Regions from separate parts of the Mus musculus genome. Here all the other regions are linked to region 1. Evidence: chromatin contacts called from ENCODE POLR2A ChIA-PET data. All regions are on one chromosome and are shown on one strand. The core of a region is the stretch at or near the end of the contact, and the rest is flanking DNA. Distances in the headings are between cores, read along the strand shown. Region 1 holds the start of Wdr62 (WD repeat domain 62). Region 2 holds the start of Sdhaf1 (succinate dehydrogenase complex assembly factor 1). Region 3 has its middle 15 kb from the start of Polr2i.

Region 1 (2,700 bases), core at 63-2,562:
AACTACTAAAAACTTAGGAGAAGGCCAACCACGCTGCAGCTCTCCCTGCACCTACTTATCAGATCATTATGCCTTTTCCCCCTATATAAACTGGCCCCGGAAATGTTTAGGGTTGTAGCTTACAGTTCCGAGTCTGGGTGATCAATCAGTTGGGTTTTTTTGTTGTTGCTGGTTTTTGTTTTTTGGGGGTTTTTTTTGGGTGGGGGGAGTTTCAATAAACCAGTCCTGTTTAACTGAGATCGGTTTTTAAGCGGTTTGTGCGACGCTTCCCAAACCCCAACAGACTTCTGGGCTAAAAATCAAACCCTTCCAACAAACATTTGATGGACAATAGTATGTGTTAGGCATTAGTCTAGCAACCTAGGAATAACAGGAAATGGGATAAAATTTGTTGGCTTCAGGGAGGGGCTGACATTCTAGTGGTGGGGACACCGTTGCATACCTCAACCTGTGATGCCCCAGAAAACCGTTTAAAGAGAAAAATAAGCCAAAAAATGAACAGGGAGAATGATGTGTGTGCACATCCCTCTCACCCCTTCCGCTCCCAAGGTAGCAATGAACTATCTACAGCTTCATAGCAGTAGCTCCCAAGACTCAAAGCTGGACCAACCCCGCCCCTCCCAGGGCCACGCCCCATGTTCGAATCTCCCAGGCCAATTGTCCCTGCCCAGGCGCCCCAAAGTGTTGGAGCCCTAATGTACTTATGTGTAGCTGTCCTACCCTGGCCAGTCCTGCCCAGTCAGCAATAACACTTGAGTCTGGGCCAAACCCTGTCCGGGTCCCCGAGCAATCCATCCGCCTCACGTCATCCCAGGGAAGAGCAACACTGCAACACGTGACAGGGGAAACTGAGGGCGCATGCGTACAAAATGTTCCTCGTGCTACCGCGGCTACGCCCCAATCACGGGATGGAGAGCAGCTGGCTACAATCTTCGCAATCCTAAACCTCACTATTTGTATAGGCAAGAGTAGGGCGGTGTTGTTCCCGACCCCAAGCCCACGGCTCTTTGGCTTCACCCTACCCCTATATCCATGAGACTGGTACAGCTTGAATAACTTCCCGGGACTGTTGCAAAAGACAGGATGAGCTCCATCAAAGTTAAAAGCTGTGTGTCTATGAACAGAGAAAGCACAGGTTAGTAGAGAAACCCAGCCAGACTCAGTAAGCAGTGAAATAGACAGGCCCTGGCCCCACCTTCCTTTAGCTCCGCCTCTTATCTCCCATTGGGCAATGAGCCTACCCGGAAGCTTTGTGATTGGCCAGCCGGGGTGCCGGCTGCGTCCAATGGGCGGTGGCGCCGGCTTTCCCGCGGCCATTCGCTATTCGAGTGGGTGCTGGCTACAGGCGGCTGTTAAGAAGCGTAACGGACACTGGTCTCCGACAGCATGATGGCTGCCTTAGCGGCCGGAGGTTATACGCGGAGTGACACGATAGAAAAGCTGTCCTCTGTCATGGCGGGAGTTCCGGCGCGGAGAAACCAGTCCTCCCCGCCTCCTGCCCCACCGCTCTGCCTCCGGCGGCGGACGCGACTCGCGGCGGCTCCCGAGGACACTGTGCAGAACCGGGTGAGAGGCTGGTCGTCCTGTTTACCCAACTCCGGGCTTCTCTGCCACCTTGGTCCCGCCTCGGGGCCTCGGTCCCTCCCATCGCTTCTTTATTTGCTCCCTCAGGCGGCTTCCCAGGCCCGCCTGGTCCGGAAGCCCCGCCCCCTTGGCAGAGGCTTTCCCCCTGCGTTCCTGCTGGCTTCAGGGTTTGGTGCTGCCCATCTTTCTGGCTCCACTTAGAGTTGGCACATTGCTTTATTTTAGTTCTAACTCCCGGGAAATGGTTTTGCATTTACAAATCATCTCTAATATCACTTTACTGTTCAGTGAGTGACCTAAGACACTTATCCCTTTCATTCCAGTGTGTCTTTGATTTTATTGGAATAGGGCTGGGGACCACTGCAGCCACCAGTGTGCTGTATCGGAGTCTGAGCGAGAGGCTGGCCTGTTGGCTCTTGCCACGCCTCCTCTGTAGCGCCTCGGGGTAAGGTGTGCTCTTCCAGGCCCCTATTTGGTTAACATTCCCCTGGTTTTGTTGTTGTTATATTGTTGTGGGTTTTGTTGTTGTTGTTATATTGTTGTGGTTTTTTTGTTTTTTGTTTTTGTTGTTTGTTTTTTCCTTTTGAGACAGGATTTCTTTGTGACTGAATTCATTCTGTAGACCAGCAGGCTGGCTGTGAGCTCTGAGATCTACCTTTCTGCCTCCGGAGTACTTGCCTGGCTTATTTGCGTAACATTTCTTGGTCTTCCTTCCTTTTTCTGTTCCTGATTTCTTTCCTGTTCCTTCACTAGAACTGATTTTTATCTACTTACGGCTTAAAATTATGGAGAATGTAAAAATCTTAGCACTGCTGCCTGGGGAGCAGGGTGTACAAAACAGTTCCACAAAATTTGAGTCACAGAAAGAAATGACTTTGGGTAGAAGGAATGCTATTAGTAAAACTTTTTTTTTTTTTTTTTTTGGTCAGGGTTTCTCCGTGTAGCCTTGGCTGACCTGGAACTGGCTGTGTAGACCAGACTGGCTGAGGTCAACTTTTGAGAGTTCATTCTCCCAGAGTCAGCTTTGGCCCCAAGGGCTTTTACCTACGGAGCTATTGGCTACTAGTCTAGAGGCAGTGGGACCTGGGAGAATGGAGTCATAAATGAGGCAAGCTA
Region 2 (2,700 bases), core at 82-2,581, 42 kb before region 1:
TAGATGGAAAAATAATAAGACGGGGTTTGGGAGTTTGGGGGAGGGGTTGTTTTGTTTTGTGTTTCAAGACAGGGTTTTCCTGGCTGTCCTTGAACTCACTCTGTAGACCAGGCTAGCCTTGAACTCAGAGATGTCTGCCTCTGCCTCCCAGGTGTTGGGATTAAATGTCTGCACCACCAGGTAAAACAGATTATTATTAAGACATAGATAAGAAAGATGAGACAGATTCATTTAAGTTGTTTACTGAACATTGACTAAAACTCCAATCCCCTAAATTCCCTCCAGCTCACTAGCTTCCCTCCCCCAGATACTTACTCATTCCCACTATCCTGATATTCACACTGTTCTCTCTACACTCTCTCCTCCTTCTGTTTTCTCTGTTCACTATCTCCTGCTATTACGTTTTAAACCTGACAATAGTTCTGCTATACTGCCTCAACCTTCATTTTGTAGCTCATGACCTTAGTCTGACCTAATGTTCTTTGACTATAACATCATGTTGCTGTATGGAGCCTCGAGACCTATGGAAATTCCCTAGACTTCCTGCCTCTAGACCCAGCCAATCAGCTTAAAGGTCATACAGTACGGCTTTGTCTAGATAGCCAAATGCACCTGTTCGTGGGTTTTCCCATATAAAAACTGGCCCTGAAAACTGGCTAGGGTGTGCATCCCTGATTAATCAGTGTTGATATGTGTGTTCAGTAAACCGTTCCGATACCCTACTGACATTGGTGTCTCCCAGTGGTTTGTGTGGCTAATCCTTAACTTCAACAATATTCTCTCCCCTCTCGCAGACAGCCCTGGCTATGCAGTCTACTTCCTCTCTATTTTGGACTCTTCTAGATGCCTCTGGCTGTCCTCTCTCTCATATCTACAAACAAACAAAAAGTTTTCGCTTGGCCGTACCACGGAGCGGTCATGTCGTCAGTTTATGCACGTTCCAGCCCCCAAAATAGTAAAGATCTTTTTAAAAACTGCTCATCCCTTCCCAATATCCCTCTGCCTTCTGGTGAGCCCCGGGTTCGATCCCTTCGCTCTCAATCTTCCGAGGGCTCAGAACTATCTCCTCCTACACTCTTTCCAGAGTCTAACCGCTTAGGCCCTTCCCCATGCTTCCACTCAAGTTCAGAAATATCCAGGACTGTAAGGCACTCAAAAACTACTCTTTAGAGTGGCCCGGAGCACCAGAGACTCCGCCCACTTCCAGAGCCAGCCAAGATGTACTGCAGTACTGGCCAATCAGATGCGGCAGCGCCGGTGAGCAGGAGGCGGGACTTCTGGCAGACGTGCCAGTAGCCCTGCCCGTTAGCTTCTCAGCACTGTGTGTCGGGGCGGTCCTTCCGGCCAGTGTGGGGCCTCACCGCGACGCCGCGGTCATGAGCCGGCCCAGCCGGTTGCAGAGGCAAGTTCTGAGCCTGTACCGCGAGCTGCTGCGCGCCGGGCGCGGGACGCCGGGCGCCGAGGCGCGGGTGCGGGCCGAGTTCCGGCAGCACGCCAGCCTTCCGCGAACCGACGTGCTGCGTATCGAGTATCTGTATCGCCGGGGTCGGCGCCAGCTACAGCTGCTGCGTTCGGGCCACGCCACGGCCATGGGTACCTTCGTGCGCCCGCGGGGTCCGGCTGAAGAGCCCGGCGACGCGACAGCCCCGGGGACCAGGCTGGATGATGGTGGTGCCCCAAAGAATTCTTGTGAAGATACAGGGGCGCGGGAGACGCGATCCGATGGACGGTGACAGACAGACCTAGAGGAAGGTTCCTTCTGACAGTTTGGGGAGGATCGTGAACTCATCTAAATGGAAGCTGAGATGTCTTGAGAGATAACCGAATTTTCCCGATGCATAGTGAGAGATCAGACACTCCCTCACCAAGGAGGTTCCGGGCATTCTGTGGCACTGGCGGACTGCATAAGACATGCTGTGATACACCAACCCAAAGTCAAAGAGAGAGCACAGGCGCACTTTCTCCTCCCATCGGGGCCGTGGCACCTCTTGACAGACAGCTCTCTTGACTTCTTAAGAACACACCCACCTCCTCACTCCCCGCCCCTTGCTGTTTTTAACGTGGAGAAGACAGACTTTTTGCCGCGCTCGTTTAATAGAATACCCTGATGAACCGTGAGAAACTTGGCAGTCTGACTCGTTGTGAAGAACCGGGTTCATGAGGGAGATTACACTAGCTCATCTCAGCTGATGAGCCTGAGACTCTTGGAGAATCCCTAGTCCCTACTCCTGTTAGTCCTCAGGATTCTTGCATAAAGGAAATAAAAGTGAGGTGTGCTCACTTCCTTGTTGTCTTAACAATCTTGTTGATTCTTTTATTAGGGGTCTTTGCTTTTTCTTTTGAGACAGAGTCTTGTTATATAATATAGCCTAGGCTGGTCTCAGCATTCACCTCCTTCAGACTCAGCCTTCTAAACTCTGAGATTATAGGCATGTACGGCCATGCCAAGGTTGAAGAGGCAGGTGGGAGCAAAGGGGACCCAGCTAAGGCTTGGTGTGTGACAGAAAAAGATTCTGTGACACTTTTTACATAAGACTTTGACCTCACTTGCGTAACCCCATCACAGGAGGCTAGCTCTCTGCTCATCTCTCAGCTTCAGTTTTATTTAGCAAGGTGATCCTGGTTGCTTTAGTTTTTGTTCTTTTTAAGACATGGACTCACTTAACCCAGGCAGGCCTCAAACTGGTCATGTAAGGGATA
Region 3 (2,700 bases), core at 136-2,635, 64 kb after region 1:
AGTATCGGTGGGTGTTACCTGCATGAGCTTGCTACACAGACATAAATGAAGCAAAACTATTAACATACATTAATCTCAAAAAAAAAGAAAAAAATCTAAAGATGAATAAAAATAAACAAAGGCTCCCAGTTATCAAGTGGTAAACTGACAATGGAAAAGATACTTCGTGCGTGAGAACGGCACTGCTGGGGGTGCAATGCAGGCCCTCACGTACATGAAGCTCACCGTCACCCACTGAGCCACCGCCCTATCCTCTCATGATGGATTCTGGTCATGCAGTCACCACAGCGCCACACTCCCAGCATCAGACTGGCGATCCTCTTATTTATGTGTTTACTTAGCTTTATTTGTTTGTTGTTTGTTTTGACAACGCTGAGTATTGAACCCAGGACCTTGAGCATTCAAGGCAAACATCCTACCACTGAGACAAAACTTTAGACCTTCTTGGGTTTTTTGTTGAAAATTTTAAAAAGTGTTTTCATTATTTTTATTGGTGTGTTTGTGTGTGTTTCTGTATGCAAGTGTATGCACATGAGTGCAGGCCCTCTTGAAGGCTACAAATATCCAATCCCCTGTCCCTAGGCTATAGGCAGTGGTTAGCTGCCCATTGTGCACACTGGCAACCAAACCCATCAGTGCTCTTGGCTGCTGAGACATCTCTCCAGCTCCTACTTTTGTTTGTTTGGTTTTTTCGTTGTTGTTGTTTTTAAGACAGGGTTACTCCATGTAGTCCAGGCTGTCCTGGAACTCACTCTGTGGGCCAGGCTGGCCTCACACTCTGAGCTCCACCTGTCTCTGCCTCCTTTGTGTATGTGCCACTACCGTCTGGCTCTACTCCTACTTTTTATTATTCTATGAGTTCTATATGAATTAGCTTATTATTTTAAGAATGCCAAGGCAGATCTTAAACTCCTAATTTTCTTGCCTTACCCTCTGACCAAGCTTTGCAAATACTGACCTATGTTACTGATTCCAGCTTTTTTGGGATCTGGGGGTATAGAATAGACCACTCTGTTTCATGCAACCCTCAGAGCGGCGCCTTCTTTTCTCCCATCACTCTTTCATTCCCTAACGCTCTCATAGGTTTGTCTACTCTTTCCAGAAAAGATTCCCACAGCTCTCCAGGTCACCACCTGGCTGTCCTCCCTTTTCCCTCATCTCAATGACCCTCGCCTGGACCGTAACCGCACAGCGTCCACCAGGGGGCAGCAGCGTGTCGTTCAGCCGTTGAGCCCACGCCCCCCCCCCCTCCCTCGCAGTACAACGCTGCCGGCAAATTAAAAGGACTTCATTTCCCAGAAAGCATCGCGACATCTCAGCTTCTTCCTTCTTATCTGTCCCCCCAAGTGGAGGTAGTCGTCATCCCAGGTCCTTCCCACCCCCTACTCCTTCCATACCGGGAATTGTGCAGAGGGATATTTTGTCAGGCCACTGGGAGGATGGTAGTTCTGGGCAAAAATCCTGCCACTGTGTATCCCAGGTTAACCAGTGTGGAATATTGTGACTATAGGCCTGTACCATCAAGCCATGCCTGATTCGGTTTCATTAATTGTCATCATATGAGCGTCTTGCTTCGTTTATTACACATCTCCTGTTGTCTTGGTTAATGAAGTCGTTTACTTGGTTTTTTTGGAGACAGGGTCTTGCTATGTAGCTGTCTGTGTCTGACCTGCCACTAACTATACAGCCAGTGCTGATCCAACTTCAGCCTCCCAAAAACTGGGATTACAGGCATGCGAAACCACGCCTGCCTCTCTTGGGCAGGGTTAACTTCTCATCCAGAAATGTTTTGGTGTGGTTCTTTAAAAGAGAGGGGTTTCTATTAAATCTTTCAAGAAGTTGCATAATTTTAAAGTATTATTTAGTATTCGGTCAGTATCCGTTGATTTATACAAATCAAAATCTAAGGCCCCTCTCTCCATCCAGATAGCTTTCAAGTATTCTGCAATAGTCTGCTTCCTGGCACATTCTGAGATTTCCCACAGTCTTACTTAGCCAGTTGTATCTCTTGATGCCTTTCAATATGTTCTTTTTAAAAACGTTTCTTTCTTATTCATTTCTTTTGTGTGTGCTCCTGAGTGAGTCTATAGAGGTCAAAGGATCGAAGGACAACTGGCAGGAGTCAGTTCTCTCCTTCCACTCTGAGTGCCAGGAATTATAATGAGCTCACGTGGTCAAGTTGGCAGTAAGTGACCTTGCCACTGAGCCATCACACCAGCCCTGAGATGTCCTTCAATTTCCAATTAATCTTATGTAAATAGATAGATTGAAAGGCTGTAGCAGTATTCAATTGGGGGGGTGTGAATAATGGTATTTTGGAGTAAGTACTATTTTATGAGTAGTATTGAATTCTTTTTTTTTTTTTTTTTAAAGACAGGGTTCCTCTGTGTAGCCCTGGCTGTCCTGGAACTCACTCTGTAGACCAGGCTGGCCTCAAACTCAGAAATCTGCCGGCCTCTGCCTCCCAAGTGCTGGGATTAAAGGCGTGCGCCACCACTGCCTGGCCTGTAGTGTTGAATTCTTTTTTTTTTTTTAAAGATTTATTTATTTATTATATGTAAGTACACTGTAGCTGTCTTCAGACGCTCCAGAAGAGGGCGCCAGATCTCGTTACGGATGGTTGTGAGCCACCATGTGGTTGCTGGGATTTGAACTCCAGACCTTCGGAAGAGCAGTCGAGTGCTCTTACCCACTGAGCCA

The links. ChIA-PET counts read pairs that join two places held with the same protein, here RNA polymerase II (POLR2A).
Region 2: POLR2A ChIA-PET joins it to region 1 with 37 read pairs in embryonic stem cell. The contact joins the promoter of Sdhaf1 here to the promoter of Wdr62 in region 1. POLR2A ChIA-PET finds 5 or more read pairs at or near these places in 4 of 5 experiments (Patski and embryonic stem cell).
Region 3: POLR2A ChIA-PET joins it to region 1 with 15 read pairs in embryonic stem cell. The contact joins the enhancer-like site here to the promoter of Wdr62 in region 1. POLR2A ChIA-PET finds 5 or more read pairs at or near these places in 4 of 5 experiments (Patski and embryonic stem cell).

Annotation. Positions count from the first base shown.
Region 1 is chr7:30,279,022-30,281,721 of GRCm38, reverse strand. Wdr62 (WD repeat domain 62) reads left to right here and starts at 1,312. Exons shown (of 33, transcript NM_146186.4): 1 at 1,312-1,566. The coding sequence starts at 1,390. Thap8 (THAP domain containing 8) reads right to left here and starts at 1,628. Exons shown (of 3, transcript NR_144498.1): 1 at 1,242-1,628; 2 at 1,023-1,114.
Region 2 is chr7:30,321,006-30,323,705 of GRCm38, reverse strand. It overlaps Sdhaf1 (succinate dehydrogenase complex assembly factor 1), which reads left to right and starts at 1,331. Exons shown (of 1, transcript NM_001033140.3): 1 at 1,331-2,297. The coding sequence starts at 1,377. The coding sequence ends at 1,733.
Region 3 is chr7:30,215,521-30,218,220 of GRCm38, reverse strand. No RefSeq gene overlaps it. Among named protein-coding and RNA genes, the nearest start is that of Polr2i, 15 kb to the left of the region's middle. Within about 2 kb of position 1,385, at least 1 of the 3 ENCODE cell types and tissues checked has a DNase peak (open chromatin) inside an H3K27ac peak, as active enhancers do.